Regions from separate parts of the Homo sapiens genome. Here region 1 is linked to region 2. Evidence: chromatin loops called from intact Hi-C (ENCODE). Cell type or tissue: B cell. All regions are shown on one strand. Links, peaks and the distances in the headings refer to the core of each region. The heading gives the core; the rest is flanking DNA. Region 1 holds the start of ZNF432 (zinc finger protein 432). Region 2 has its middle 17 kb from the start of ZNF331.

The links. A loop is a pair of places that touch in the nucleus more often than their neighbours do. Peaks named below come from ENCODE experiments on the same cell type or tissue, not always from the same donor. Only the 100,000 strongest peaks of a DNase experiment are listed, where the experiment ranks them.
Region 1: a loop joins it to region 2, with 19 times the contacts of the local background. A loop is called at or near these places in 2 of 110 quality-filtered maps.

Annotation. Positions count from the first base shown.
Region 1 is chr19:52,041,809-52,058,012 of GRCh38, forward strand. ZNF432 (zinc finger protein 432) reads right to left here and starts at 7,030. Exons shown (of 5, transcript NM_014650.4): 1 at 6,887-7,030; 2 at 5,046-5,252. The coding sequence starts at 5,060. RefSeq lists an enhancer at 6,813-7,402. In B cell, for the core only: no CTCF peak of the experiment used is centred there; DNase peaks (open chromatin) are centred at 7,093 and 7,423; H3K4me3 peaks cover 1,969 bases; H3K27ac peaks cover 1,782 bases.
Region 2 is chr19:53,513,350-53,529,553 of GRCh38, forward strand. It overlaps a transcript of ZNF331 not described here. Among named protein-coding and RNA genes, the nearest start is that of ZNF331, 17 kb to the right of the region's middle. RefSeq lists enhancers at 6,375-7,149, 7,150-7,923, 7,414-7,613, 7,924-8,697. In B cell, for the core only: no CTCF peak of the experiment used is centred there; a DNase peak (open chromatin) is centred at 7,592; H3K4me3 peaks cover 1,560 bases; H3K27ac peaks cover 1,404 bases.

The DNA.
Region 1 (16,204 bases), core at 3,502-11,501, 1.5 Mb before region 2:
TTTATATCAAATCCTCTCAGTAAAAGCGGGTTTTATGTATAAATTTTAATTTTGGTATCTATTGACCAGTCAAGAAAGTATATGCTACTGACATCTAGATATCTGATATAAATTGTTTCATTCACTGTTAAGCCTTCCCAGCTAATACTAGCATAAGACATAGAGAGACTTCAGATGCTAGAACCACAGGATACTACATTCATGTTTAATTGTTAAATGGATTAAAAAATAGAAATGTACAGAAAACATGAGAAACTATTAAAGAGTAACCAAATTGGGAAAACTTATTCTTGGAAACATACATTAAATATATATGTATGCACACATACATATAAATATATGTTTATGTATATATACGTATACAGTCACAGGTATATGTGTCTATTAACAGAAAGGTTATATTAAATACACTGAAGAGATAATTAGTGAGTTGGAATTCACAGTAAAAAAAATAACAGGGCCAGGTGTGGTGGCTCACACCTGTAATCCCAGCACTTTGGGAGGCTGAGGCAGGCGGATAGCTTGAGCTCAGGAGTTCAAGACCAGCCTGGGAAACATGGTGAAATCCTATCTCTACCAAAAAGACAAAAATTAACCAGGTGCGGTGGCACACACCTGTGATCCCAGCTACTTGGGAGGGTGAGGTGGGAGGATTGCTGGAGCCCAGGAAGTTGAGGCTGCAGTGAGCTGTGATCATGCCACTGTACTCCAGCCTGGGTGACAGAGTGAGACCCTATCTCAAAAAATTAAAATAACTGAAAAATGAAGCAGAGACACAAAGTGACAGAAAGTATGAAGGAGACTTTACTAAATATGGAAGACAGAGTGAGGCCTAACATATGCCTATACATAGTTTTTGAAATATTATATTCAAATAAGAGAAGCAATTTCCAAATATCTGACTGAGAAATTTTCAGAACTGATTAAATATCCTATAACTCAAATTTAATAAATCAACAAAGCCAAGCAGAAAATCTGCATCTAGACACATCAGACTGAAACTATTGAACATCAGATGCACATATAACATTATGCAAACAACTGTTAATAGAAGGAAAAGATGCATTACCATCAAAAGAAAAATAAAATGTCCTAACAACTGACTTCCACAGAAACAAAAGAAGCAAGAAAAGTGCAGAATAATGTCTTCAATGTCCTGATTCTGTGGCAATTGGCAAATTGTATGGTATGGCCTAGCCCTGAATGCCACTGGAAAATAAATTGAGACCCTCTTGTCAACTAAACTGCCACTCTCCTGTCTCAACATGACTTATAATCACATGGTAGTAGGAACTTGAGGCAGGAAAGAGCTAGGTGCAAATTTGTGGGGAAAAGCAAGAGAGATCAGATTGTTACTGTGTCTGTACAGAAAGAAGTAGACATAGGAGACTCCATTTTGTTCTGTACTAAGAAAAATTCTTCTGCCTTGAGATTCTGTTAATCTATGACCTTACCCCCAACCCCGTGCTCTCGGAAACATGTGCTGTGTCAAACTCAGGGTTAAATGGATTAAGGGCGGTGCAAGATGTGCTTTGTTAAACAGATGCTTAAAGGCAGCATGCTCCTTAAGAGTCATCACCACTCCCTAATCTCAAGTACCCAGGGACACAAACACTGCGGAAGGCCGCAGGGACCTCTGCCTAGGAAAGCCAGGTATTGTCCAAGGTTTCTCCCCATGTGATAGTCTGAAATATGGCCTCGTGGGAAGGGAAAGACCTGACCGTCCCCCAGCCCGACACCCGTAAAGGGTCTGTGCTGAGGAGGATTAGTATAAGAGGAAGGCATGCCTCTTGCAGTTGAGACAAGAGGAAGGCATCTGTCTCCTGCCCGTCCCTGGGCAATGGAATGTCTCGGTATAAAACCCGATTGTATGCTCCATCTACTGAGATAGGGGAAAACCGCCTTAGGGCTGGAGGTGGGACATTCGGGCAGCAATACTGCTTTGTAAAGCACTGAGATGTTTATGTGTATGCGTATCTAAAAGCACAGCACTTAATCCTTTACCTTGTCTATGATGCAAAGACCTTTGTTCACGTGTTTGTCTGCTGACCCTCTCCCCACTATTGTCTTGTGACCCTGCCACATCCCCCTCTCGGAGAAACACCCATGAATGATCAATAAATACTAAGGGAACTCAGAGGCTGGCGGGATCCTCCATATGCTGAACGCTGGTTCCCCGGGTCCCCTTATTTCTTTCTCTATACTTTGTCTCTGTGTCTTTTTCTTTTCCAAGTCTCTCGTTCCACCTTACGAGAAACACCCACAAGTGTGGAGGGGCAACCCACCCCTTCACAAATTGATGGGATAATCTATCCCCATATAATCACAGAGATTAATACACAGAGAAAAGAACAGACTTGCTGAAGTCTGCAAATTCTTAATGCTGCTGATCTCATCACATTCGGGAATTATTTCACACGAGAAATAAATCTGTTTGAAAAAAAATGTAGGTTTCTACCTAATTTCATACTCAAAAATAAGTTTTTCCTGTTTAAAGTCCTTACCAGAAAGCAAAAGAACCTGTGGAAGCAGAAGCAAATACGAAATATATTCATGTTAAAAGCCATAAAGGAAAAAAAAGGGACAAATTTTATGAGAAAAAAAATTTAATTTCTACATTGAAAAACAGATCATAAACAAAGCTGAAAGAAAAATGACAGGCTAAAAAAAACTTTGCAATAAACAAAAGATCAATATATAGTAGATATAAGCAACTCATTAGCCAGTAAGAAAAAAGTTTTTTTAATGTAAAAATCATAAAGTCAGGCATTTCACAAGAGAAAAAAATCCAGTTGGCCAAGAAATACACAAGAAGGCTTTCAACCTCACCTGTGATGAGGAAAATGCAAAATAAGACAAAAGAATATTGGATCATTGAAAATTGTATAATTTGATAATGTCATATTTTTAAGTATTGGCAAAGATTTAAGGCACAAAGGACTCCATGTATCAGTTTCTATGTGGCAGGCACTCATCTAAATACTTTACATAGTTTAACAATGTTTTCATGTATGACTTTAGACAAATGGAATTTTATACAGTCAATATTCTTCAATTAATTGCAGTGATTATTCCTTTATATTCTAAAACTACACCACCTAAGGTAGGGGTGTCCAATCTTTTGGCTTCCCTGGGCCACACTGGAAGAAGAAATGCGTTGGGCCATGCATAAAATACACTAACACTAACGATAGCTGGAAAAAAATGCAAAAAATTCTCATTATAAGAAAATTTACAAATTTGTGTTGGGCCACATTCAAAGCCATCCTGAGCTGCATGCAGCCCACAGGCCACAGGTTGTACAAGCTTGATCTAAGGTGACCAACAGGTGGAATGTGATTCCACTGAAGCAAAAGAAGTCATAATAAATGTGTTTATATATGCAGACACATACATAAAACACATGGATTTATAAATACACATATATACAGAGATGCACACATTTCAGTGACAGCAAGTATGTGCTACCAAACATTTGTTGAAGCAGTATAAGAGGATTAGGAAGAAAGTTATGAAGAGGGAATCTACTTTTACTTTTTTTACCTTTTTTTTTTTTTTTTTTTTCGAGACGGAGTTTCGCTCTTGTTGCCCAGGCTGGAGTGCAATGGCATGATCTCGGCTCACCACAACCTCCACCTCCCGGATTCAAGCGATTCTCCTGTCTCAGTCTCCTGAGTAGCTGGGATTACAGGCATGCGCCACCACACCCAGTTAATTTTGTGTTTTTAGTAGAGATACGGTTTCTCCATGTTGGTCAGGCTGGTCTTGAACTCCCGACCTCAGGTGACCCGCCTGGTTGGCCTCCAAAAGTGCTGGGATTACAGGCGTGAGCCACTGTGCCCGGCCCGGAAATTTACTTTTTTAACCAGTGTGTACTTCATCATCAGAATTTATTTCCCTGTGAGGCCAGGTGCAGTGGCTCACGCCTGTAATCCCAGCACTTTGGGAGGCCGAGGCGGGTGGATCACCTGAGGTCAGGAGTTCGAGACCAGCCTGGCCAAGATGGCAAAACCCCATCTCTACTAAAAATACAAAAACTAGCCAGGCATGCAAGTGCACACCTGTAATCCCAGCTACTCAGGAAGCTGAGGCAGAAGAATCCCTTGAACCCAGGACGTGGAGGTTGCAGTAAGCCAAGATCACGCACTGCACTCCGGCTTGGGCAACAGAGTGAGATTCCATCTCAAAAAACAAAAACCAAAAAAAAAAAAAAAAAAAGAATTTTTTCCCTTTGGATTCCATGAGTAATTTATGTAATTACAAAAAATAAAAGCAATATAAGTATGCAAGAATTGGAGGTGAAAATGCAGAAGGATATTGTATATTCTGAGATGAGGTGAAGTTATCAAACATGGCACCCAACGACTCAAGACCTTATCAGACAACTCCCTAATGCCAAATCTGCAGTTAATGCCAGTTCAGCCACATGTTCAGGAAAATGGAAGCTATGCACACCTTCCATTTTCCTAGGTCACTTAGATTTTATTCCTAAATAAGCTCACACAGACACGCAAGACTTGAGTGTGTGGCCTTGCTTTCGTCCCCTAAAAAAACTGTTTCCACTGAGTTTGCCTGGTCTATTTCCATAGGAGTCTCTGAGGAACCGTGTAATAAACAGCAGTAAGAAATCTTCTGCCTTTATTAGAAAGCTAGTTCAAAACACTGTTCACCATATCACCTCTGGGAAGAATAGCAAATTTTTCTTGAGATCTAAGTGCCATGAAATAATAATCTCCTGAGGAACCTGTCTGCTTTCTCCCCACAGTCACTGTATAACTTAGTGTGACTTTCTTGTACTGGCTGTCAGAGACATCAGATGCAAACTGAGAGCTAAGGTAATGGAAAGGATCTTCTAGTCAGGCATTATTTTCCAACATCAGTCATTTTGTAGGAATCACATAAACACTATATTCCTGATCTTACTTTGCCATGATGTTGGAGTTAGATTTAAAGTTTATTTCTCTCTAGATTCTGAAATGATTTCTTACGGGTCTCTACAAATCCACTATGGAATAAAGGAGAGAATAAAATAGAGAAAAAGTCACCTGGGCATTGATCATTTTCTTCTGTTGTGGGAAATGGCCAGCACCTGGGATACTCTGTCTTTGTCTCCTCTGGATCTGCCTTAAATTTCTATTTAGAAACTTCAGTCACCAGTGAAGGGTGTCCACAGAAATCATATCTAGGTCCTGGAATCTTCCTCTTTCTTCATTTACTTCTTGTCTCTTCCCAGGGTAGCCAGGACCTGTGGACTGAAGAGCAAAACAACTTTCAGGGGTACATTCACCTTAACACGTGGCCCTGAATATTTGTCTCTTTATTTGGTTCTCTCAAACCAAGGAAACACAAGACCCTCAATGTAGGCCAAATGCCTTTCTTCGGTGAAGTGTGGAAGTAACATGAAGATGAAAGGGGAGGTCACAAAGGAGAATCCACATAGCATCATGCCTAAGCAGTAGGTAATTCTCATATCAGTTTTTTAAATCAGGCCATATGGATGGTGAGAAACTACATTTTTTCCTTTATACAATGTTACTCTCACACCTCTTTAAAAGTCTTTATATATATTTAAAAGTGTTTATATACGGCCAGGCATGATGGCTTACACCTGTAATCCCAGCACTTTGGGAGGCCGAGATGGGCAGATCACCTGAGGTCAGGAGTTCGAGACCAGCCTTGTCAACATGGTGAAACACTGTCTCTACTAAAAATAGAAAAAATTAGCCAGGCATGGTGGCAGGCACCTGTAATCCCAGCTACTCGGAGACTGAGGCAGGAGAATGGCTTGAACGCAGGAGGCGAAGTTTGCAGTGAGCCCAGCCATTGCACTCAAGCCTGGGCGACAAAAGCAAGACTCCATCTCAAAAAAAAAAAAAAAATGTTTATATACACACTTCAATATGAAGAACAAGAAACACATAGAAAAAAAGAGGGAGACAGAGAAAAGGAATACGAGTTATAAATACAAATTTAGAAAACAATTCAAAAATATAAATACTGGGAAAATAGCCGCCTTTATATACTAACATACAAAACCTGAAACACCCATAAAAATATGCAGTACATTTGCAAGAGGAAGGATAAAAATAGGCTCTTGTTAATTTGTGCGCAGTAATTTAAAAACATAATGTTAAATAGAAAGCCTATTCATCCGCCCCCCTTCACCCCCAAAAAACTTTCATTTTCTGCAGGTTCAAGAGCATGGGTTGTTGTGGAAAGCCAGAGGATTAGAAAACTCATTGTGGAGGAGGTACTCGGACCTGAAACTTTTAGGAAATGTTAACGTTCATCAAGTCTGTTCCAGCCAAAGTTTGAGCTCAACACACACACACACACACACACACACACACACACACACACACACACACACACACAAAACCAGCCAGGGCTCTTGTGAAAAGACTTCGGCTTTCACTTGTCTCTAGACAAAAGACCACCACCCCGCCAGATAAAATAGGAAAACCTGGAATAGACACACACGTACACTGGATTCCCTTAATGATTCATCAATCACTAAGCCTCAGATTAATCCAGAATGTGAAACAGAAGTCACATTCGTTGACAAAAGCCACCCCATCGATTCTCAATCACTGAGCCCCACTGGGGAGTGACCCGCGAGGACCACAATCCCTGACCTCAGTACTCTTGGTCGTTGATCTATTCAGGCCTTTAATCACTGACCACCAGAGCCTCCATGAGGGACCCCAAAGATATCCTATCACAGACACCCACCAGGGACTCCTACCAGCTCCCCTCCAAAAGGAAACACCCGCCCCCGCCTCCCCCAACCCCCGCGCTACCTCCACCATATAGCGCCACCAACAACGCAGACGCCCTCAGAAAGCTCCCTCCCACCACGTTTCCACGCCCTGACCCACACACTGACCTGACTCTCCTTGGAATCGCCGCGACCTCTTAAAAGCTGAACTTACTTCCCTAAACTTCTTCCACTTCTGGGCCCCTCGCCCAACTCCCTCCCCCTCTAAACCTCCAGAGACGGTCAGCCGCGTTTCCATGGAGAGCGGAATGCGGCCTTCCGGCTTTTCCTCAGGAGGAGACGCGTCCGCGCCGGCGTCGCCTCGCCGCTCTGGGGGCGGCCATCTTTGAGTACGTGACGTACAGAAGGCACAGCGGCCGGGAGACGCGGTGGACGGAGGCCTCTTAAACTGTCCGATTTCCAGACACCTCAGCCCTGGCAGAAAATGGAGAGCTTATCAGAGGCTTGAGTTCACACAGGCAGACACGGCGTGGGGGTAAAGTCCTCTGAACAGACACGGAACAGAAATAAGTTAGTCTTCTCCTCGCAGGGGACAGTGAACGGCGCAAACTTCTCAAAGGCCAGAACCCATTATTACCACAAAGGCGCGGCATCCCTTCTTAGCGGTTATGATGGCTGTGACGTCTCAGCTCAATGGAAAATTAAAGTCACCTCTGGGCACCTCAGTCACTATTGTAAATGCGAAGCGTTTTAGAAGCCGTATAAAAACTGAAGCAAGAGAGACTAGAACAAAAAATAAGCGAGCGGTGCGTTGCAGGTAACGGAGCCAGAGCCCTTAGGGGAGAGCATCATGGGGGCGGCCATCTTAGGGGACGTTCGGTGTCCGTACGGCAGAACATATTCTCTCTGAGAAGCTTGCGGTGGAACTGGCCCATGGAAATGTCTTTAGAAGAGAAGAACCACCTGGCTCTGTTCTTGACTCTGGAAAAGAATCCTTTTCTAGAATTATTTAGGTTGTTGCCAGATTAATTTCCTTTAGAGAGTTTCCTTGCCCCCACGACTTCCTATCTTTAAAGCCAACAATAGTATGTGAAATCCCTTTCATATTTGAAACCACTGACTATTGCTGCTGCATCTCTCCGGTTTCTCCTATTCTTAAGTGCTTGGGCAATCCAGAATAATCTCCCAATGCTAAAGTCAGCTGATTAATAAACTTAATTACAATGCAGAGTCCTTTTTGCCATGTAACATAACCATGGGAATTACTCTGGGGTTGTAGATCTGGCTATGATATGATGACACTAATGAATATTTTGCAATAAAAACATACTATTTTAAAATATATATATACATATATCTTTATATATGTATATTTCTACAGAATTATTACAAGTTATGTCTTATGATGGTTTCTTATAAGAAGCAAGGAGGAAAAGGTCCTTAACATTTTCAATTGTGTTTTTTTTAATAATAAAGCATGCATTCTAATTTACAAAAACCACAATAAAGGTACTTTCATCATGTCAGTCTTGAGGCTGAACAACACTTAACATTCTTTTTCCTTTTACCTGTCTGCCTTCTCCCTTCCCCTACACTCTCTATACCCCACCCTCCAGGCTCTCTGTTCCATCATCTTATGCGTATGGCCCCTTTCCCCTGTGCCCTCTTATTACTTCCATCTATCACGCAGACACACACTGTCACTCCCCTAAACACTCTAGTGTTAAACAATTGCTGCTGATTGTTTTTTGACAAGTGCCCTATGGGTAGGAGTGTTCACATAAATAAAGTCAAGCCAAATAGAGAAATACTATGAGAATAGACCTATTCAGCAGGCTGCAAAGCAGGCTTAGTAGTGAACATTCTGTGGGGATGGAGGCTTTTGGGTGTTTCAGAGCCATTTCTGCCATTTTCAGAGCCATTTCTACCTCCTCAAGTGCAGATATTCTGCTAGGGTGCAGATATTCACTGTTACTGTTGTTAAAAGGTGGTTGCTTTTCAAGGCTACCTTGAAGCTGAGGATATGGGGATAGGATTAGGGCAAGCTAAATACCACAAGCTCACTGTGGCCGGCATTGTAGACTTAATTGGCCATTCTAGAAGAGGAACTAACTGGCTTCTAGCCAGGGCCTAAAAACTAGATCTAGATAGCCAAAAAGATTACATTAAACTTCCTCTAGTGTCCCATCTATCAGATTCCAATCCTGAAGGACCAAGTCAATCTCTCTTCTATTTCATCTCCTTTCTCCCATCTTATAAAAGATCTTTGGAAAACTCTGTTTATTTCATATATAACAGAGCTGATATTTGTATGTTTTGTGGAGATGATGTTTCATCATGTTGCCCAGGCTGGTCTTGAACTTTTGGGCTCAAGCAATCCTCCCACCTCGACCTTCCAAAGTGCCAGGATTACAGGCATAAGCCACCATGCCTGTCTTAACATTTAATCTTTTCAAATTACTTCACTATGTATTCTTTTTTGTTGTTGTTCTTTTTTTCTGTTTACTTCACTGTGTATTCTAAGCACAAATAAGAAATTCTTATTTCCTAATTATTGTTTATTTCCATATATATAATATATTTTTTTAATAAGTTTTTTTTTAGACTGCATCTCACTCTGTCACCCAGGTTGGTGCGCAGTGGTGCAATCTCAGCTCACTGCAAACTCTGTCTCCCGGGTTCAAGCAATTCTTCTGCCTCAGCCTCCCAAATAGCTGGGATTACAGGTGTACCACCACACCCAGCTAATTTTTGTATTTTTAGTACAGACATGGTTTCACCATGTTGTTCATGCTGGTCTCAAACTTCTGAACTCATGTGATCCACCTGCCTTGGCCTCCGAAAGTGCTGGGATTACAGGAATGAGCTCCAACACCTGGCCCATTTCCTAATATTTGTATACACTTGCTATATTTTTATTTTTACCACACATAAAAATCAAGGCAAATGCAAGCCATGGATCTTATACATACAAAGGCATGTAGAACTATAATCATATAGTGAATATTCATGCATACTGAGGCAGGTTTTTAGATGCTCAGAGTCTGAAATTGCACTGCATGGTATTTCCATAAAATGTCCTGGGGCATACTCGGACAGAATAGCTCAAGTGCAAATTATAAGCATATATTCCCCAAATTGTATCCTGTTTGAATTCATCAAAGTTGAAATGAAGGAAAAAATAATAAGGGCAGCTGTGGGGAAAAGAAAGAGAGATCAGACTGTTAACTTGTCTATGTAGAAAGAAGTAGACAAAAGAGACTCCATTTTGTTCTATACTAAGAGAAATTCTTCTGCCTTGAGATGCTGTTAATCTGTAACCCTAGCTCCAACCCAGTGCTTGCAGAGACATGTGTTGTGTTGACAGAAGGTTTAATGGTTTTAGGGCTGCGCAGGATGTGCTTTGTTTAAAAAGTGCTTGAAGGCAGTATGCTTGGTAAAAGTCATCACCATTCTCCAATCTCAAGTACCCAGAGACACAATACACTGCACAAGCCCACAGGGACCTCTGCCTAGGAAAGCCAGGTATTGCCCCAGGTTTCTCCCCATGTGATAGCCTGAGATATGGCCTCATGGGAAGGGAAAGACCTGACTGTCCCCCAGCCCAACACCCATAAAGGGTCTGTGCTGAGGAGGATCAGTAAAAGAGGAAAGCCTCTTTGCAGTTGAGATAAGAGGAAGGCATCTGTCTCCTGCTCATCCCTGGGAATAGAATGTCTCGGTGTAAAACCTGACTGTATGTTCTGTTTACTGAGATAGGAGAAAACCACCTTAGGGCTGCAGGTGAGACATGCTGGCAGCAATACTGCTCTTTATTGCACCGAAATGTTTGTGCTCGTGCACATCAAGGCACAGCAGCTTTCCTTAAACTTATTTATGACACAGAGACCTTTGTTCACATGTTCTCCTGCTGACCCTCTCCCCACTATTACCCTATTGTCCTGCCACATCCCCCTCTCCGAGATGGTAGAGATAATGATCAATAAATACTGAGGGAACTCAGAGACCAGGGCCAGCTGCGCAGGTCCTCCATATGCAGAGCGCCAGTCCCTGGGGCCCCCTTTTCTTTCTCTATACTTTGTCTCTGTCTCTTATTTCTTTTCCTGGTCTCTCGTCCCACCTGACGAGAAACACCCACAGGCTGTGGAGGGGGTGGCCCCCTTCAGGCAGCCAGAGAGAAAGGTCGGCTTACCCACAAAGGGAAGCCCATGTGACTAACAGCAGATCTCTCAGCAGAAACCCTACAAGCCAGAAGAGAGTGGGGGCCAATATTCAACATTCTTAAAGAAAAGAACTTTCATCCTAGAATTTCATATCCAGCCAAACTAAGCTTCCTATATGAAGGAAAAATAAAATTCTTTACAGACAAGCAAATGCTGAGAGATTTTGTCACCACCAGGCCTGCCTTACAAGAGCTCCTGAAGGAAGCACTAAACATGGAAAGGAACGACCGGTACCAGCCACCACAAAAACATGCCAAATTATAAAGACCATAGATGCTAGGAAGAAACCACATCAACTAACGAGCAAAATAACCAGCTAACATCATAATGACAGGATCAAATTCACACATAACAATATTAACCTTAAATGTAAATGGGCTAAATGCTCCAATTAAAAGACACAGACTGGCAAATTGGATAGAGTCAGGACCCATCAGTGTGCTGTATTCAGGAGACCCATCTCACGTGCAGACACACACATATGCTCAAAAAAAAAAAAAGGGATGGAGGAAGATCTACCAAGCAAATGGAAAACAAAAAAAAGCAGGGGTTGCAATCCTAGTCTCTGAGAAAACAGACTTTAAACCAACAAAGATCAAAAGAGACAAAGAAGGCCATTACATAATGGTAAAGGGATCAATTCAACAAGAAGAGCTAACTATCCTAAATATATATGCACCCAATACTGGAGCACCCAGATTCATAAAGCAAGTCCTTAGAGACCTATAAAGAGACTTAGACTCCCACACAATAATAATGGGAGACTTTAACTTGCCACTGTAAACATTAGACAGATCAACGAGACAGAAAGATAACAAGGATATCCAGGAATTGAACTCAGCTCTGCACCAAGTGGACCTAATAGACATCTACCGAACTCTCCACCTCAAATCAACAGAATATACATTTTTCCTAGCACCACATTGCACTTATTCCAAAATTGACCACATAGTTGGAAGTTAAGCACTCCTCAGCAAATGTAAAAGAACAGAACTTATAACAAACTGTCTCTCAGACCACAGTGCAATCAAACTAGAGCTCAGGATTAAGAAACTCACTCAAAACCGCTCAACTACATGGAAACTGAACAACCTGCTCCTGAATGACTACTGGGTACATAACGAAATGAAGGCAGAAATAAAGATGTTCTTTGAAACCAATGAGAACAAAGACACAACATACCAGAATCTCTTGACACAGTTAAAGCAGTGTATAGAGGGAAATTTATAGCACTAAATGCCCACAAGAGAAAGCAGAAAAGATCTAAAATTGACACCCTAACATCACAATTAAAAGAACTGGAGAAGCAAGAGCAAACACATTCAAAAGCTAGCAGAAGGCAAGAAATAACTAAGATCAGAGCAGAACTGACGGAGATACAGACATAAAAAACACTTCAAAAAATCAATGAATCCAGGAGCTGGTTTTTGAAAAGATCAACAAAATTGATAGACTGCTAGCAAAACTAATAAAGAAGAAAAGAGAGAAGAATCAAATAGACACAATAAAAAATGATAAAGGGGATATCACCACCGATCTCCAGAAATACAAACTACCATCAGAGAATACTATAAACACCTCTACGCAAATAAACTAGAAAACCTAGAAGAAATGGATAAATTCCTGGACACATACACCCTCCCAAGACTAAACCAGGAAGAAGTTGAATCCCTGAATAGACCAATAACAGGCTCTGAAATTGAGGCAATAATTAATAGCCTACCAACCAAAAAAAGTCCAGGACCAGACAGATTTACAGCTGAATTCTACCAGAGGTACAAAGAAGAGCTGGTACCATTCCTTCTGAAACTATTCCAATAAATAGAAAAAGAGGGAATCCTCCCTAACTCATTTTATGAGGCCAGCATCATCCTGATACCAAAGGCTGGCAGAGACACAACATAAAAATAGAATTTTAAACCAATATCCCTGATGAACATCGATGCAAAAATCCTCAATAAAATACTGGCAAATCAAATCCAGCAATACATCAAAAAGCTTATCCACCAAGATCAAGTTGGTGTCATCCCTGGGATGCAAGGCTGGTTCAACATACACAAATCAATAAACATAATCCATCACATAAACAGAACAAAAGGCAAAAACCACATGATTATCTCAATAGATGCAAAAAAGGCATTCGACAAAATTCAACAGCACTTCATGCTAAAAACTCTCAATAAACTAGGTATTGATGGGATGTATCTCAAAATAATAAGAGCTACTTATGACAAACCCACAGCCAATATCATACTGAATGGGCAAAAACTGGAAGCATTCCCTTTGAAAACTGGCACAAGACAGGGATGCCCTCTCTCACCACTCCTATTCAACATAGTGTTGGAAGTTCTGGCCAGGACAATCAAGCAGGAGAAAGAAATAAAGGGTATTCAATTAGGAAAAGAGGAAGTCAAATTGTCCCTGTTTGCAGATGACAAGATTGTATATTTAGAAATCCCATCGTCTCAGCCCAAAATCTCCTTAAGCTGATAAGCAACTTCAGCAATGTCTCAGGATACAAAATCAATGTGAAAAATCACAAGCATTCCTATACACCAACAACAGACAAACAGCCAAATCATGAGTGAACTCTCATTCATAATTGTTACAAAGAGAATAAAATACCTAGGAATCCAACTTATAAGGGATGTGAAGGACCTCTTCAAGGAGAACTACAAACCACTGCTCAACGAAATAAAAGAGGACACAAACAAATGGAAGAACATTCCATGCTCATGGATAGGAAGAATCAAGATCGTGAAAATGGCCATACTGCCCAAAGTAATTTATAGATTCAATACCATCCCCATCAAGCTACCAATGACTTTCTTCACAGAATTGGAAAAAACTACTTTAAAGTTCATATGGAACCAAAAAAGAGCCCATATTGCCAAGACAATCCTAAGCCAAAAGAACAAAGCTGGAGGCATCACGCTACCTGACTTCAAACTATACTACAAGGCTACAGTAACCAAAAGAGCACGATACTGGTACCAAAACAGAGATATAGACCAATGGAACAGAACAGAGCCCCCAGAAATAGTACCACACATGTACAACCATCTGATCTTTGACAAACATGACAAAAACAAGAAATGGGGAAAGGATTTCCTATTTAATAAATGGTGCTGGGAAAACTGGCTAGCCATATATAGAAAGCTGAAACTGGATCCCTTCCTTACACCTTATACAAAAATTAATTCAAGATGGATTAAAGACTTAAATGTTAGACCTAAAACCATAAAAACCCTAGAAAAAAACCTAGGCAATACCATTCAGGCCACAGGCATGGGCATGGACTTCATGACTAAAACACCAAAAGCAATGGCAACAAAAGCCAAAATTGACAAATGGGATCTAATTAAACTAAAGAGCTTCTGCACAGTAAAAGAGACTACCATCAGAGTGAACAGGCAACCTACAGAATGGGAGAAAATTTTTACAACCTACCCATCTGACAAAGGGCTAATATCTAGAATCTACAAAGAACTTAAACAAATTTACAAGAAAAAATCAAACAACCCTATCAAAAAGTGGGTGAAGGATATGAACAGACCCTTCTCAAAAGAAGACATTTATGCAGCCAACAGACACATGAAAAAATGCTCATCATCACTGGCCATCAGAGAAATGCAAATCAAAACCACAATGTGTTACAGGAAGGCAGGGACCCCAAACAGAGAGACCAGATGGAGCTGCGGCAAAGGAACATAAATTGTGAAGATTTCACTTTAATATGGACATTTATCAGTTCTCAAATAATACTTTTATAATTTCTTATGCCTGTCTTTACTGTAATATCTTAATCCTGTTATCTTCATAAGCTGAGGATGTACGTCACCTCAGGACCACTGTGATAATTGTGTTAACAGTGGTTCTGCTTTTGCCCTTTGCCCTGTGATCTTTGTTGGACCCATATCAGTGGTTCTACTTTTGCCCTTTGCCCTTTTCCCTCAGAAAGATGTAATCTTTGTTAGACCCTTATCAGTGGTTCTGCTTTTTGCTCTTTGAAGCATGTGATCTTTGTACCTACTCTCTGTTCTTACACCCCCTCCCCTTTTGAAACCCTTAAAAAAAAAACTTACTGGTCTGAGACTCAGGCGGGCATCACAGTCCTACCGATATGTGATGTCACCCCTGGAGGCCCAGCTGTAAAATTCCTCTCTTTGTATTGTCTTTATTTCTCAGCCGGCTGACACTTATGGAAAATAGAAAGAAACTACATTGAAATATTGGGGGCAGGTTCCCCCAATAACAACGAGATACCATCTCACACCAGTTAAAATGGTGATCATTAAAAAGTCAGGAAACAACAGGTGCTGGAGAGGATGTGGAGAAATATGAACACTTTTACACTGTTTGTGGGACTGTAAACTAGTTCAACCATTGTGGAAGACAGTGTGGCGATTCCTCAAGGATCTAGAACTAGAAATACCACTTGACCCAGCCATCCCATTACTGGGTATATACCCAAAGGATTATAAATCATGCTGCTATAAAGACACATGTCCATGTATGTTTATCGCGGCACTATTCACAATAGCAAAGACTTGGAACCAACCCAAATGTCCATCAATGATAGACTGGATTAAGAAAATGTGGCACATATACACCATGGAATACTATGCAGCCATAAGAAAGGATGAGTTCATATCCTTTGTAGGGACATGGATGAAGCTGGAAACCATCATTCTGAACAAACTATCACAAGGACAGAAAGCCAAACACCACAGGTTCTCACTCGTAAGTGAGAACTGAACAATGAGAACACTTGGACACAGGGTGGAGAACATCACATACCAGGGCCTGTCGTGGGGTGAGGGGAGTGGGGAGGGATAGCATTAGGAAAGATACCTAATGTAAATGACGAGTTAGTGGGTGCAGCACACCAACATGGCAAATGTATACATATGTAACAAACCTGTACATTGTGCACATGTACCCTAGAACTTAAAGTATAATAAAAAAAATTAAAAAATAAAAGATTAATGGGCCAGGGTTGTGGCTCATGTCTGTAATCCCAGCACTTTGGGAGGCTGAGGCAGGTGGATCAACTGGGGTCAGTAGTTCAAGACCATCATGGCCAACATGGCAAAACGTGGTCTCTACTAAAAATACAAAATTTAGCCAGATGTGGTGGTGCACACCTGTACACACTTGTAATCTCAACTACTCAAGAGGCTGAGGCATAAGAATCGCTTGAACCCGGTAGGCAGAGGTTACAGTGAACCGAGATCATGCCACTGCACTCCAGCCCTGGGCC
Region 2 (16,204 bases), core at 3,923-11,922:
TGGTCATTTTGATTTTTAAAATTAAAAAGAATTTTAATTCTCATATTGTTTTGAGTAAAATTAAATTATAACTTGTAAGGCAACTCCATGTTTTTTAGAATTTTTAAAAATATAATTGCTCTACCAATTGACTGTCCCAACAACAACGTACAGGGGTATTTTTTTTCCTCCGCATCCTCACCACTTGTTACCTTTTGTCTTTTTAATAATAGCAATCCTAAGACATGTGAAGTGATACCTCACTGTGATTTTGATTGGCATTTTCCAGATGATTAGTCTATTCAGGCCCTTTACTTTTTTTCGTTGTTGTTGTTGTTTTTGAGATGGATTCTCACTCTGTTGCCCAGGCTGGAGTGCGATGGCACGATCTCGGCTCACTGCAACCTCCGCCTTCCGGGGAGGCGTGATTAGCCGCCACACCTGGCTAATTTTTGTACTTTAGTAGAGATGAGGTTTCACCATGTTGGCCAGGCTGGTCTCAAACTCCTGACCTCAGGTGATCCACTATGCTTGGCCTTCCAAAGTGCTGGGATTACAGGTGTGAGCCACCACGCCCAGCCCCTTTGCTCATCTTTAATAGGGTTATTACTATTATCATATTTGCTTTTGAGTTGTGGGTGTTCCTTATATATTTTGGATATAAACTCCTTATCACGCATAGGGTATATATGGTTTAACATATTTTCTCCCATTATCATGCCCCAATATCACTAAGTTATATTTCACAGCTCCCTCTTGAACACCTGAAAAAATTCCTAATATATTTCCATGTGTCTGTATCCAGGTTATTGTGGTTTTTGCCTGAAAACACATTTATATATGCTGATATTCCCCAATAACTAATATATTTTTTCTCTGTTTTTTTTTGAGACGGAGTCCTGCTCTGTTGCCCAGGCTGGAGTGCAGTGGCACGATCTCAGCTCACTATAACCTCTGCCTCCCAGGTTCAAGTGATTCTCATGCCTCAGCCTCCCGAGTTGCTGGGATTACAGACACATGCCACCACACCCGGCAAATTTTTTTGTATTTTTAGTAGAGACGGGGTTTCACCATATCGGTCAGGCTGGTCTCAAACTCCTGACCTCAGGTGATCCACCCGCCTTGGCCTCCCGAAGTACTGGGATTACAGGCGTGAGCCACCGCGCCTAGCCCTAACTAATATATTTTAAATAACTTTTTGCTCTTGGCACATGGACTAAAACCACATCACTAGGCCTTCAATGACGTCCAATGTCTGCCATCTTATTTCCACTCCAGCTCCGCCCCAGGCATAGTTGCTTTTCTTTTTATTGAAGCCTTCTCCTTTTTTTTTTTTTTTTGAGACAGAGTTTCACACTGTCGCCCAGGCTGGAGTGCAGTGGCGCGATCTCGGCTCGCTGCAAGCTCCGCCTCCCGGGTTCACGCCATCCTCCTGCCTCAGCCTCCCGAGTAGCTGGGACTACAGAAGCCCGCCACCACGCCCGGCTAATTTTTTGTATTTTTAGTAGAGATGGGGTTTCACCATGTTAGCCAGGATGGTCTTGATCTCCTGACCTCCTGATTCACCCGCTTCGGCCTCCCAAAGTGCTGGATTACAGGCGGGAGCCATGGTGCCCCGCCAAAGCCTTCTCCTTGCCAAGTTAATTAAAGAGAATGTTTTCTTCATCAAATTAGAAATTACATCCTCAGAGAAGCTTTCCAGTATTTGTAGTTCTTACAGGCCACATTTATTACAAGTTTATAGACTCCAAACTTCTTCACTGAACAGTTAATAAAAAGGACACAGGCTTATTGTAAAATAATTCATTTAGTGCCTGCCATTCTGATTACACTAGAAATTTAGTTCTCCTGCTCCGCGTTCTGTTATGTGACTGTTCAATGCATTACTTAAAACTGCAAGATTGAATAGAGAGATCAGCTTCTAACATTGATGAATGCAAACCACAAGAAACCAAGTCTCCTCTGCAAAATGATGAAAACACTCGCAAAGTCACTAAAATCAATCATTTCAGACTTCTGAAATTTACCAAAGCCACAGAACAAAGTGAAAAGTATCTATCCCACAGAAAGTACCAAACTTCAGTAAGACAGCAGCATTTGTGTCATTTTAACATGGGCATTTCTGTCACCCTCCATCCTTCGTTCATTGTGGAGCACTGACTTTGTTTGGTTGGTTGTTTGTTTTTGAGACGGAGTTTCGTTCTTGTTGCCCAGGCTGGAGTGCAATGGCGCGATCTCGGCTCATTGCAACCTCCGCCTGCTGGGTTCAAGCAATTCTCCTGCCTCAGCCTCCTGAGTAGCTGGGATTACAGGCATGTGCCACCACGCCCGGCTAATTTTGTATTTTTAGTAGAGACGGGGTTTCTCTGTGTTGGTCAGGCTGGTCTCAAACTCCCGACCTCAGGTGATCCGCCTTCCTCGGCCTCCCAAAGTACTGGGATTACAGGCATGAGCCACTGTGCCTGGCTGCCCTGACTTCTTTCGAAGCTCCTTTTAAACCCTTTCTGTCTCCATCTTCATGTTCACCACAGTATTATTTGCTATGGCCAAGACACGGAAACAACCTAAATTTCCTTCAAAGGACAAATGGGTAAAGAAAATGTGATATATACACATTAAAATATTATTCAGCCATGAAAACACAGAAATTCTGCCATTTATGACAACAAGAAAAAAGCTGGTAGATGTTATGCCAAGAGAAATAAGGAAGACACAGAAAGAGAAATATTGCATGATATTCATTTCTTCATTTCTGGGGAGGCCTCAGAAACGAGGTCCTTACTAAGATGTGGCAGGCTAGTTTTGTATTTTAGACTGCTCATTAAAATATGTATTTATTGGGCCGGGCGTGGTGGCTCACACCCATAACGCCAGCACTTTGGGAGGCCGAGGTGGGCGGATCGCCTGAGGTCAGGAGTTCGAGACCAGCCTGGCTAACATGGTGAAACGCTGTCTCTACTAAAAATACAAAAATTAGCTGGGCATGGGGTGCGTGCCTTTAATCCCAGCTACTCAGGAGGCTGAGGCAGGAGAATCATTTGAACCCAGCAGGCAGAGGTTGCAGTGAGCCGAGATGGGCCACTGCACTCTGGCCTGGACAACAGAACGAGACTCCATCTCAAAAAAAAAAAAAAAAAGTATTAATTGCCTATGGTTTTAAAAAATGCAAGTAGTTTCTGAAGGATAAACTGAAGACTCTTAAACAGAGCACTTCTGTTTTCTGAGTCAACCTTTCTTGTTCAGAGAATGAAAAGATCCAGGATGCCTCACCTAACACCCAGGAGGGTCCCTGACTTCCTGATTCTAGGCCCTAAACCTATGTCCAAGAGAAAAGTTACATCTGTAGTCCAGAGCTTTTTAAATATAGTTATCCAGGCCCCTAAACAGCACAAGAAAATGGAAGCTAACTCCTTACAACTTGTGAAAGAGACAAAGTAGCTGCTGCTTTTTTGTTGCTTATTTTGGATTAATTAAAGTGACATCTTTTTTATTCTACTTTCTTATTTAAAAATTAAAAAACAGGTTGTGTTGACTTACACACTTCTCCATAAAAATACAATATATTGATTCAATATGAAATGTCTACTTTAGTGCCAGATAAATTGAGAATTTGTATACCAAATTTTAACAAATTTGATGTTCTCAAAAGAAACAGCATTATTCACTTTGTTTCAGATGAGACTGGGCTTATGTTCACAAGTACACACTCACAGAGATCTAATTCCACAGGCACACGTGGTAGAGTAGGCTAAGATCATCATGGACAGTAATGACTTGCAATGCCATTTGACAAATCCCCCAACAGAGCTCTGTAAAACCACTAGAAAACGCGCACAACAGCACAACCATCAAAATGAAAACACCTGATGTACAGAGTTGTATAGTAGTTGTATAGTTAGTAGTTGTATGGAGCACCCTTGACATAAGTAACTCCATCTTAGAAAAAGACTCCATCTTACATTTCATGGGGCACTTTGCCAACAGGGACAAGATGTTTTGCTTAGTAAATAAATAATAAGGACTGCATCCAAGCAGATAAGGACATAAACAAGCACATTCTTCCACTATCAGTCCTCCCCACAGGACTCTGGCCATAAAAGAAGCTGGGCTTCAGCAGCTCAAAACGGCCATCTTAACTGCCAACCATCCTGCTGTCATTTGTGATAAGCACTTGACATCTGCTGCCAAAGTTTCTACCCACATCAAAGATTCTTCTTTGCAAGATCAACAGACAACTCAGCCCAGACCAGGAGACTGTTTATGTCTTCATTACTCTCCCCACGCAGGTTCAAGTCTGCTGAGATTTGGTTTATCTCTGATTTATTAGGGAGAATTGGCTCACACGATCACAAGGCAAAGTCCCATGATAACCCATCTGCAAGCTGAGGAAGAAAGAAGCCAGTAGTGGCTCAGTCCAAGTCCAGAAGCCTCAGAAGCAAGGAAGCCAACAGTGCAGCCTTCAGCCTGTGGCCAAAGGCCCGAGAGCCCCCAGCAAACCACCAGTGGTCCAGAGATAACCAGGTCCACACACGTTTGTATCTTTCCACAGTGTCAGGCTTTGATTGATGCTATTTCAATCACAAAAGCCATGAGCCGCCTGGAGTTCCCAAAGAGGCTTGTGATGGTTAATATTAAGTGTCAACTTGATTGGATTGAAGGAAGCCTAGGCAGCTGGTAAAGGATTGTTTCTGGGTGTATCTGTGAGGGTGTTGCCAGAGGAGACTGATGTTTGAGTCAGTGGATGGAGAGAGGAAGACCCACCCTCGATGTAGGTGGACACCATGCAATTGGCTGCCAGCTCAGGTAGAACACAGAAGGCAGAAGAAGGTGGGATACCTTTGCTTGCTGAGTCTTCTGGCTTTCATCTTTCTCCCGTGCTGGATGCTTCCTTCTGCTTCTCCTGCCCTTGGACATCAGATTCCAGGTTCTTTGGTCTTTGGACTCTTAGACTTACACTGGTGGTTTGCCGGGGGCCCTGTGGCCTCTGGCCACAGGCTGACGACTGCACAGTTGGCTTCCTTGCTTCTGAGGCTTTTGGACTTGAACTGAGCCACTACTGGCTTCTTTTTTCCTCAGCTTGCAGATGGCCTATCATGGGACTGGGCCTTGTGATCGTCTAAGCCAATTCTCCCTAATAAACTTCCTTTCCTATAGACATATATCCTATTAGTTCTGTCTCTCTGGAGAACCCTGACTAATACAAGGCAATTCTCTTTGGTACTGCCCCTTCACTTGGTAGTCAGAGCCATAGACACGCAGGCTCAAGCCACTTCACAAGTCAGTCAATATTGCAAACCATACATAGTAGTGTACTTAATCAATATATATAAATGTTATAGATTAAACATTTCACAATAAACAAAGTAATGTTTAACATCAAGAGAAAAGAGATAGGAGAAAAGGGTTAACAAGTCAGTCCAAGGAGAGTAACAAAACCCTTGGTCAGGGCTGGGCAGGCCCATTGGTCTTGCAAGAAGTCTTTGAGGCTTCAGCAGCAGATGCCAAGTGCTCATCACAAATGACAGCAGGACGGTTGCAGTTAAGATGGTTATTTCAAGCCACTGAAGCCTTGCTCCTTTTATGGCCACAGAGTCCTCTGGGGAGGACAGATGGTGGAAGAATGTGCTTGTTTATATCCTTATCTGGTTGGATGCAGTCTTTATTATTTATTTATTAAGCAAAACATCTTGTCCCTGTTGGCAAAGTGCCCTGTGGAATGCAAGATGGAGTCTTTTTCTAAGATGGAGTTACTTATGTCAAGGGTACTCTATACAGTAGTCTTACCCACACGTTCATAGAAACATACAATCTCATCCATGTCATAATGAAGGCCAAAAACCTCACAGGCGCCCTCCCTTACCTGAGCTCCAGGAGGCTCCCTGATGAGTCCACACAATCACAAATCCAGTCACACCCACCAATGATTCTCTCCCAACAACAGCATATATTTTTTAGGGCAAAGCATCTCACACCCCAGTGTTTGTCTAAATTGCACCATTTCGGAAGCCCCCTGCTCTTTTGCAGACCTTGGTCAAAGTGAAACATTTCACAGGGGTTCAGGCAGTGAGAAATATCCTGCCTAACCACCTGACCACAAGGCGAACAAAGACCCAATTAAAGAAACATTCTCATCATGTCCTACTGGGCAAAGGCCCAACTACAAAAACCATCCCTATCATATCTTTCTTGGCAAAGGTCCAAGGAACATCCTGATGAGATCCCACCGGAAAAAGGGCCAAACCGCCTGATCATAAGAACATCTTGTCAATATCCTGCCGGGCAGCAAGCCATACAGCCCAGGCCTCTCCCGCCCATACCAAGGTAACACTCACAGAGACATCTGAAGAGCCAGGCAGTGCTCCCAAGTCTGGGACAGCATCAGAGAACGAAACGCAAAGTCCTGCCCTTACAGAGAGAGCCTTGGCACAGACCCAGTCAGGACCAGGTCACTCCCGTGGAACCTACTCAAGGTCCCTACACACATGCCTGGAGCTCCCCAATCTACTGGGGGGTGGGGGAAAGGGCAGTGCTGAAACGTCCCCAAAATCTCACATGTAAACACCCTACCTAACACTTTCTAGAGGCATTTCCAGCTCGGGGCTGTATTTCCAAGAACGCTCTGGAGGCACAGCTCTTTTCTAAGGAGGGCCATGTTGCATGCTGGGAAATTTTTGAACTTTTCCCAAATCACAGCTTTTAAGCTTTCCGGGCTTATTATTATTATTATTATTATTTTGAGACATTGTTTCACTCTTATCGCCCAGGCTGGAGTGCAGTGGTGTGATCTCGGCTCACTGCAACCTCTGCCTCCTGGGTTCAAGCGATTCTCTTCCCTCAGCCTCCCAAGTAGCTGGGATTACAGGCACACACCACCACGCCTGGCTAATTTTTGCATTTTTAGAGCGATGGGGTTTCACCATGTTGGGCAGGAGGGTCTCGAACTCCTGATCTCAGGTGATATACCCGCCTCGGCCTCCCAAAGTGCTGAGATTACAGGCGTGATTTCTGGTCGTTTCAGACTACATTTCCTTCCCAGAAGGACGCGGGGACACGCCTTCCCTATGGACGGATCCCAAATGCAAGTTGTAAGCAATTATAACTGTAGGCCCCTAGAGCCTGAACCACTTTTCCCAGGAATTTTTTGTGGTGCGCCTTAGGAGCAAGCAAAGTTTCAGGGCAGGAGAAGGCCGACAGGGCTTCCAGCATTTGAAGATTCTGCCAGTCTGAAATACGCTTTCCCAGAAGTCTATGGGGGGTGCAGCTGCTCTAACAGTGGGAGGAGACACCGACGAAAAGCATTCTGACGGCCGCGCTTCCAGCGCTAAGGATTCCCGCGTAGTGAGCATTTCCCAGAGGTCTCTGGGGCATGGCTCCATTAGGGCCGTGTGCAGTTGCCTGCAGGGAAACACTGATGGGCGCCCTTCCAGATACGTCGATTCCCGGGTTATGAGCTACATTTCCCAGAAGCCCTCAAGGCAGGACGCCCTTAGGGTCGCGTAGAGTTGCATGCTGGGAAATCCTGACAGCCGCTTCCAACTCTGTGGATTTCCGGGTTATGGACTACATTTCCCAGAGGCCTCTGGGTCACGGCTCCATTTGCGCCGTGTAGAGTTGCATGCTGGGAAACACTGACGGGCGCCCTTCCAGCTGCGTCGAAGCTTCTCTGGTTTCGCATTACATTTCCCAGAGGGCCTTGGGGCACAGTCCAATGAGGAGCGAGCCGGGTGGCCGGCTGAGGGGCGTGCTTCATGCTCGCGGGATTTTTAAAAATGGTTTCTCCTGGATCTTATCCCAACTGCGCCTGAGACCTTGTTTCACCTCCTGATGTGCTGGGTGTGGTTAGGCCTCGAGCCGGGAGCTATTTGCCTCCCAGGAGGAAGCCAGGGCAGGGTTCCGCGGGGAATGGCGGTGAGGGAGCCACTCGGGACGCGGAGGCCCTAAAATGAAGAAGCTTCGGCCTGAGGCTTCGGGAGCGGCGAGCAGGGAAGTGGGAGTGTGTGTGAGTGTGTGTGTGTGTGTGTGTGTGTGTGTGTGAATAAGCCAGAGGCTGCCTGGTGGGGCCCCGCCGTGGCCCAGTGACTGAGATAATTGTCTTCGTCTGTGGGGTAATGCGAACAAGCCCCGTTCCCCTAAGCCGTGATGCATGCGGGGTTGACGCGGCCGGGCTCTGTCCCCATAAACTGTGACACAGGTGTGTGTAGACGTCTATGAGGGCCATAGCGCCGGGCTGTAAGGGCATCTGTAGGGGTGACGCAGCCGGGCTGTGTCTCTGCACCTCCGTTCTGTGCGAGGTCAATGCTGGTGGGGTCTGCAGAGGTGGCACGGCCAGGACGGGTCTCCGTGTCTCTGAAATGTGCCTTTGCACTTCTGTCAGGTTGACAGGGACAGGCAGTGTCCCTCTGGTGTGAGCGTCTGTGGGTGTGAAAGGGCCAGCGAGTGTGCGGCTGTGACTGGTCGGGATCGGGCCTGGGTGCATGGCCTTTTGAGTGAGCACAGGTGTGTGCGACCATGTCACCTGTCTTTCTAGTGTCTCCGTTGCTTCCTGTGCCTTGGCCTTCCAGCCATGTGGTACCTGCTAGGGAGCAGTGGTCCCAAAGTGACGTGAGAGGCTCTACGCTATTGTGAAAATGACCAAGAAGAAGGCTTCACAAGTCACGAGATGGCAGTTTTGGAGCCAGAAGTGCTCTCCGTGCACACTACCTGGACGACAAGAGGAAGTAACCTCAAGAATAGAATTCCTTTTGGGGAAGAAAGAGGTACCTGACATGGGAGGCGGGGAGGTGGTGAGAGGGGCAGCTCCATGTTTCAGAACCCCAGTTCCTAGAGTTTTCCAGCATTTCTCTGAAAAACTCACATGCCTGTGCCCTCTTATTTCTGATTGATTTTAACTGTGGTCTGGGGACAAGTGTGCCCTATTTTCTTTCTTTGTTTTTTTTTTTTTTGAGACAGAGTCTTGCTCTGTCGCCCAGGGCTGGAGTGCAGTGGTGCGATCTCGGTTCCCAGGTTCAAGCGATTCTCCTGCCTCAGCCTCCCAAGTAGCTGGGACCACAGGCGCACGCCACCATGCCCAGCTAATTTTTGTATTTTTAGTAGAGACGGGATTTCACCATGTTGGCATAGGTGATCTCGATCTCTTGACTTCATGATCCGCCCCCGTCGGCTTCCCAAAGTTCTGGGATTACAGTTGTGAGCCACCGCGCCTGGACGTGTGCGCTATTTTCTAACGTAGCTTGTGATCCAGAAAGGTCCTGGTGCCTCATTCTTATCTTCCTTTTCCCCTCCGGCCAGCTGGCCTTCAGGAAAAGCATCCCGGAGGAGGAAGAAGAAGTGTTATATGTCCTAAAGTAAGGTTTCAGGTGAGTTAGCTTTTTGTTCATTCAATGATTTGTATTTATACAACTTAAGACTATTTACTTTCCTTGGGCCCATTTCTTCCCAAATAGTCATTTATCCCACTAATTCCTCCCCAAGGGATGTGACAGGGCGGTGCAGGTCATTCCTCCGTGTATACTCCATTGACCTACCCTCTTCTAAAATGTCTAAAAATTGTCTAAGAATCTGATGGTACAGAAGAGATTAATTCTAACACTTTATATTACAGTGTGGTTTGGTAAGGAAGGGATTTATTTTTGGGTGGAAGGAAACACCAGATATCTTTGGTCTTTTGTTTATTTTTTATTATTGTAGTTATTTTTTAACATGGTTAATTTTTTAAATTTTTATATAATTGGCAAATGACAAATTGTATTTATTGTGTATATGTTTTTATATATATGTATACATTATGAGATGATTAAATCAGGCTGATGAACATATCCATCACCTCACTAATTATTATTTTTGTCATGAGGACATTTAAACTCTACTCTCTTAGCAATTTTCAAATATACTATATTTTTTTTTTATTTTTTTTTTCTTTTGCCCTTGTCCCCCAGGCTGGAGTGCAATGGCATGATCTCAGCTCACTGGAACCTCTGCGTCCTGGGTTGCAGCGATTCTCCTGCCTCAGCCTCCCAAGTAGCTGGAATTATAGGCACCCACCACCATGCCTGGCTAATTTTTGTATTTTTAGTAGAGACGGGGTTTCATCATGTTGGCCAGGCTGGTCTCAAACTCCTGATTTCAAGTTATCTGCCCGCCTCAGCCTCCCAAAGTCCTGGGATTACAGGTGTGAGCCACCATGCCCTGCCTTTGTCCCAATTTTTAATCAAATTTTTTTTTCACACTCTTGAGTTGTGTGAGTTTCTTATATATCGTGAATATTAACTGCTTGTCAGATGTATGGTTTGCAAATATTTCCTTCTACTCCATAGGTTCTGTCTTCACTCTGTTGATTGCTCTGCTGTGCATAAGTTTTTTAATGATGCAATTCATTTGTCTGTTAGCCACCATGCCCAGCCTTGATTTCTTTTTCAAATAGTTGTTAGTCTATAGGGATACTATTTTTTTTTTATACTTTAAGTTCTAGGGTACATGTGCACAATATGCAGGTTTAATCCATAGGTATACATGTGCCATGTTGTTTTGCTGCACCCATCAACTCGTCATTTGCATTAGGTATTTCTCCTAATGCTATCCCTCCCCCAGCCCCCCAACTCCGACGGGCCCTGGTGTGTGATATTCACCACCCTGTGTCCAATTGATCTCATTGTTCAGTTCCCACCTATGAGTGAGAACATGCGGTGTTTGGTTTTCTGTCCTTGTGATAGTTTGCTCAGAATGATGGTTTCCAGCTTCTTCCATGTCCCTGCAAAGGGCATGAACTCATCCTTTTTTATGGCTGCATAGTAATCCATGGTGTATATGTGCCACATTTTCTTAATCCAGTCTGTCATTGATGGACATTTGGGTTGGTTCCAAGTCTTTGCTATTGTGAATAGTGCCACAGTAAACATATGTGTGAATGTGTCTTTATAGTACCATGATTTATAATCTTTTGGGTATATACCCAGTTATGGGATTGCTGGGTCAAATGGTATTTCTAGTTCTAGATTCTTGAGGAATCGCCACACTGTCTTCCACAATGGTTGAACTAATTTACACTCCCACCAACAGTGTAAAAGTGTTCCTGTTTCTCCACATCCTCTCTAGCATCTGTTGTTTCCTGACTTTTTAATGATTGCCATTCTAACTGGTGTGAGATGGTATCTCATTGTGGTTTTGATTTGCATTTCTCTGATGACCAGTGATGATGAGCATTTTTTCATGTGTCTGTTGGCTGCATAGATGTCTTCTTTTGAGAAGTGTCTGTTCATATCCTTGGCCCACTTTTTGATGGGGTTTTTTGTTTTTTTCTTGTAAATTTGTTTGAGTTCTTTGTAGATTCTGGATATTAGCCCTTTGTGAGATAGGTAGATTGCAAAAATTTTCTCCCATTCTGTAGGTTGTCTGTTCCTTCTGATAGTAGTTTCTTTTGCTGTTCAGAAGCTCTTTAGTTTAATTAGATCCCATTTGTCTATTTTGGCTTTTGGTGCCATTGCTTTTGGTGTTTTAGTCCTGAAGTCCTTGCCCATGCCTGTGTCCTGAATGGTATTGCCTAGGTTTTCTTCTAGGGTTTTTATGGTTTTAGGTCTAATATTTAAGTCTTTAATCCATCTTGAATTAATTTTTATATAAGATGTAAGGAAGGGATCCAGTTTCAGCTTTCTACATATGGCTAGCCAGTTTTCCCAGCACCATTTATTAAAAACGGAATCCTTTCCCCATTTCTTGTTTTTGTCAGGTTTGTCAAAGATCAGATGGTTGTAGATGTGTGGTGTTATTTCTGAGGCCTCTGTTCTGTTCCATTGGTCTATATCTCTGTTTTGGTACCATTACCATGCTGTTTTGGTTACTGTAGCCTTGTAGTATAGTTTGAAGTCAGGTAGTGTGATGCCTCCAGCTTTGTTCTTTTTGCCTAGGATTGTCTTAGCAATGCGGGCTCTTTTTTGGTTCCATATGAACTTTAAAGTAGTTTTTTCCAATTCTGTGAAGAAAGTCATTGGTAGCTTGATGGGGATGGCATTGAATCTATAAATTACCTTGGGCGGTATGGCCATTTTCACGATATTGATTCTTCCTGTCCATGATCATGGAATTCCATTTGTTTCCTCTTTTATTTTGTTGAGCAGTGGTTTGTAGTTCTCCTTGAAGAGGTCCTTCACATCCCTTGTAAATTGGATTCCTAGGTATTTTATTTTCTTTGTAGCAATTGTGAATGGGAGTTCACTCATGATTTGGCTCTCTGTTTGTCTGTTATTGGTGTATAGGAATGCTTGTGACTTTTGCACATTGATTTTGTAAGGGATACTATTGATTTTTTAATGTTGACGTTGCATACTACAACTTTACTGAATTCATTTATTATTTCTAGTCATTTTTTGATGGAGCTTTTAGGGTTTTTTATATGTATAAGATCATGTCATCTGCAAACAGGAACAGTATAACTTCTTCACTTCCTATTTGATTGGCTTTTCTTTTTGTTGCCTAATTGCTCTGCCTAAGGCTTCTAGTACTACATTGATTAGAAGTGGTAAGAGTGGGAATCCTCGTCTTGTTCCTGATATTTCAACTTTTCACCATTGATTATGATGTTAGCTATGTGCTTGTGTTATATCACCTATATTATATTGAGGTACATTCCTCAATACCTAATCTGTTGAGAGTTTTTGTTAGGAAAGCCTGTTGAATTTTGTCAGATGCTTTTTCTGGATCTATTGTGATGATCATATGGATTTTATCCTTCATTCTGTTAATGTGCTATATCAGATTTATAGATTTGTATATGTTGAACCATCCTTGCATTCCTGGGATAAATCCCGCTTGATCATGTTGAATGATCCTTTTTATATGCTACTGAGTTCAGTTTGCTAGTATCTTGCTGAGGATTTTTGCTTTTAGGTTTATCAAAGGTACTGGCCGGTGATTTTTCTTGTCTTGCAGTGTCCTTGTTGGGTTTGGTCATGCTGTTCTTATAAAATGGGCTTGGAGATAGTCCCTTCTCTTGGATTTTCTGGAAGAGTTTGAGAAGCATTGTATTAGGTCTTCGAATGTTTGGTAGAATTCAGCAGTGAGGGCATCAGGTTCTGGTCTTTCATGGGAGATATTTATTGCTTATTCAACCTCCTTACCTGTTGTTAGTGTGTTCAGATTTTGTATTTCTTCATGATTCAATCTTGATAGATTATATATTACTAGGAATTTATTCATTTCTTCTACATTATTCAATTTTTTGGCGTAGAAATTTTTTTTTTCTTTTTTTTTTGAGACGGAGTCTCGCCCTGTCACCAGGCTGGAGTGCAGTGGTGCGATCTTGGCTCACTGCAAGCTCCGCCTCCCAGGTTCACGCCATTCTCCTGCCTCAGCTTCCCGAGTAGCTGGGACTACAGGCGCCTGTCACTGTGCCTGGCTAGTTGTTTGTATTATTAGTAGAGACGGGGTTTCACCATATTAGCCAGGATGGTCTCGATCTCCTGACCTCGTGATCCGCCCACCTCGGCCTCCCAAAGTGCTGGGATTACAGGCGTGAGCCACCGCGCCTGGCCCGGGAACTAATTTTTTTTATACCAGGCCTGCATTGATTGCATTATAAGAAATATAACTTGCTGGGCGCAGTGCCTCATGCTTGTAATCCAGCACTTTAGGAGGCCAAGGCAGGCGGATCACGAGGTCAGGAGTTTGAGACCAGCCTGACCAACATGGTGAAACCCCGTCTCTACTAAAAATACAAAAATTAGCCAGGCATGGTGGCATGTGCCTGTAATCCCAGCTACCCAGGAGGCTGACACAGGAGAATCACTTGAACCCGGGAGTTGGAGGTTGCAGTGAGAGCCGAGATTGTGCCTGGGTGACAGAGCGAGACTCCATCTTAAAAAATAAAAAAAAGGAAATATAACTTAAGGAAGTCCTGAATTTAAAAAAATGATTACTCAAGGTAAAAAAATCAGAGTTATGAAGGTGCTGGTACCTTGTAGTTATTAATAAATGTTTGAATGGATAGGCTTGTGGGAAGCATAACAAGTGTATCTCAAAAATGTCCACACCCTAATTCATGAATGCAGGAATATGTGATGTTGCACGGCAAGGGAAATTTCAGTTGTAGATGGACTGAAGTTATTAATCAGCTAACCTTAAGATAGGGAGATTATCCTGAATTGTGCCAGTGGGCCCAATGTAATCACAGGGTATTAGAAGTAGATGAGGGGTGCCAGAAGAAGAGAAAGAGGTGAGGATTTACTGTTAACTGTATTTACTGTTAACATTTTGTTAACAGGTATGTGTCCTGTCTCCCACTCCCCCACTAAACACGTGTGTATGTTTGTTTCTGGAACATTAAATCCTGCTAATTGATCATGTAGATGAGTTAAAGACTCTTCAAATCTTAGTTTGTGAAAGAAATCCAACCCAGCCATGGGTCACATTACATTTGTGTACATGTGGAGAAGAGAGAGGCAGGCCAGTTATCTTTCTCTTGCTTTGAAAGGCTTCACGTTTACACCTTATAGAATTAGAGATACGCCATTTCAAACTAATCCCATGACAGCAGATTATCAAGAAAGCCTTTCAGAATTAGATTTTCTATGATTTTAATGTTTCTTTGACAGAGAATGATAATCAGTGATATCTGATGCCTTCCAAATATACACAAGTAACATTTCCATGATTATATGTACAAGTAACAAATCCAAGGTATATGAAATCCAAATATATGAAATGACTAAGATGGCAACAATTTGAAATAATTACACGAATCTCCCATATCACATAGAACACATGATTCAGTCTCTTGCTAATATTCTTGATTTGGTATCTCTTCTCAGATTAGATTCTTTAAACTTGATTTCTGATGCAGAATCATGTCTCTATTTCCCTAGTTGCTGGTAAAGAGGGAACATTTTCTTACGTGTCTTAGAATCGTTTTTGCTAATTCTGCTGATTCAAATAAATTCATGCTTAACATCAGGCTTGGAAAGTTATTTTTAGTTAGCATTCATGATATTGATAGCTGATTGAGAAGCACATATTTTAGCATAAGAAAACAGCAGCCTCATGTTTCTTTTCTAAAAATGGATTAAGGGATATGTAATGTCAGTGATCTTTAATAAAAACAGCTAACTTATGTAAAGTAATTGTTATGTATTACTATGTTTTATGTAGATTATCTTACTTGATAATTGAGATAGCCATATCTCATGGTATTTATATTCCAGTTTCACCAGTGAGGAAAAAGACACTGCGAGGTTAGTAACTGTCAGAGTTCAGAATCACACCCTGAAAGTTGTACTGCAGAGCCTGTGTTCTTAATTTCTCCAAAGTACCTCTGCCCAAATTACATGTACCTTTTTAAATCTACTTTCTTCATTTGGTAATACATCATAAATGCTTTCTCAATTATATGGATCAGTATCACTAGTAAATGTATTTTATGTCATGATATAGCAGATCATAATTTATTTAATCTGTCCTCTACTGTCAGATATTTCTTTTTTTTTTTCTGAGACAGAGTCTCGCTCTGTTGCCCAGGCTGGAGTGCAGTGGCGCAATCAGAGCCCACTGCAGCCTCCGCCTCCCAGGTTTGAGCGATTCTCCTGCCTCAGCCTCCCGAGTAGCTGGGACTACAGCTGCCTGTCCCCACGCCTGGATGATTTTTTTGTATTTTTAGTAGAGACGAGGTTTCACAATGTTGGCCAGGCTGCTCTCAAACAACTGACCTCAGGTGATCCGCCCACCTTGGCCTCCCAAGGTGCTGGGATTACAGGCATGAGCCACCGCACCCAACCTATTTTTTTGATTTTTTTAAAATTATTCTCTGAAGGCTGGGCGTGGTGGCTCACGCCTATAATCCCAGCGCTTTGGGAGCTGAGGCGGGTGGATCACGAGGTCAGGAGATCGAGACCATCCTGGCTAACACGGTGAAACCCCGTCTCTACTAAAAATACAAAAATTAGCCGGGCGTGGTGGTAGGCGCATGTAGTCGCAGCTACTCAGGAGGCTGAGGCAGGAGAATGGCGTGAACCCGGGAGGTGGAGCTTGCAGTGAGCCGAGATCATGCCACTGCACTCCAGCCTGGGCGACAGAGCAAGACTCTGTCTTTTAAAAAAAAAAAAAAAATTATTCTCTGGAGAAGTGGAATAATATCAATTGATTGCATCAATGACAGTGTCCTAGTTGTGGTATTACACTGTAGTTCAATCATCATTGGTATAAATCAGGTAAAAGGTAAACAGGATCTCTCTCGCTGTATTGT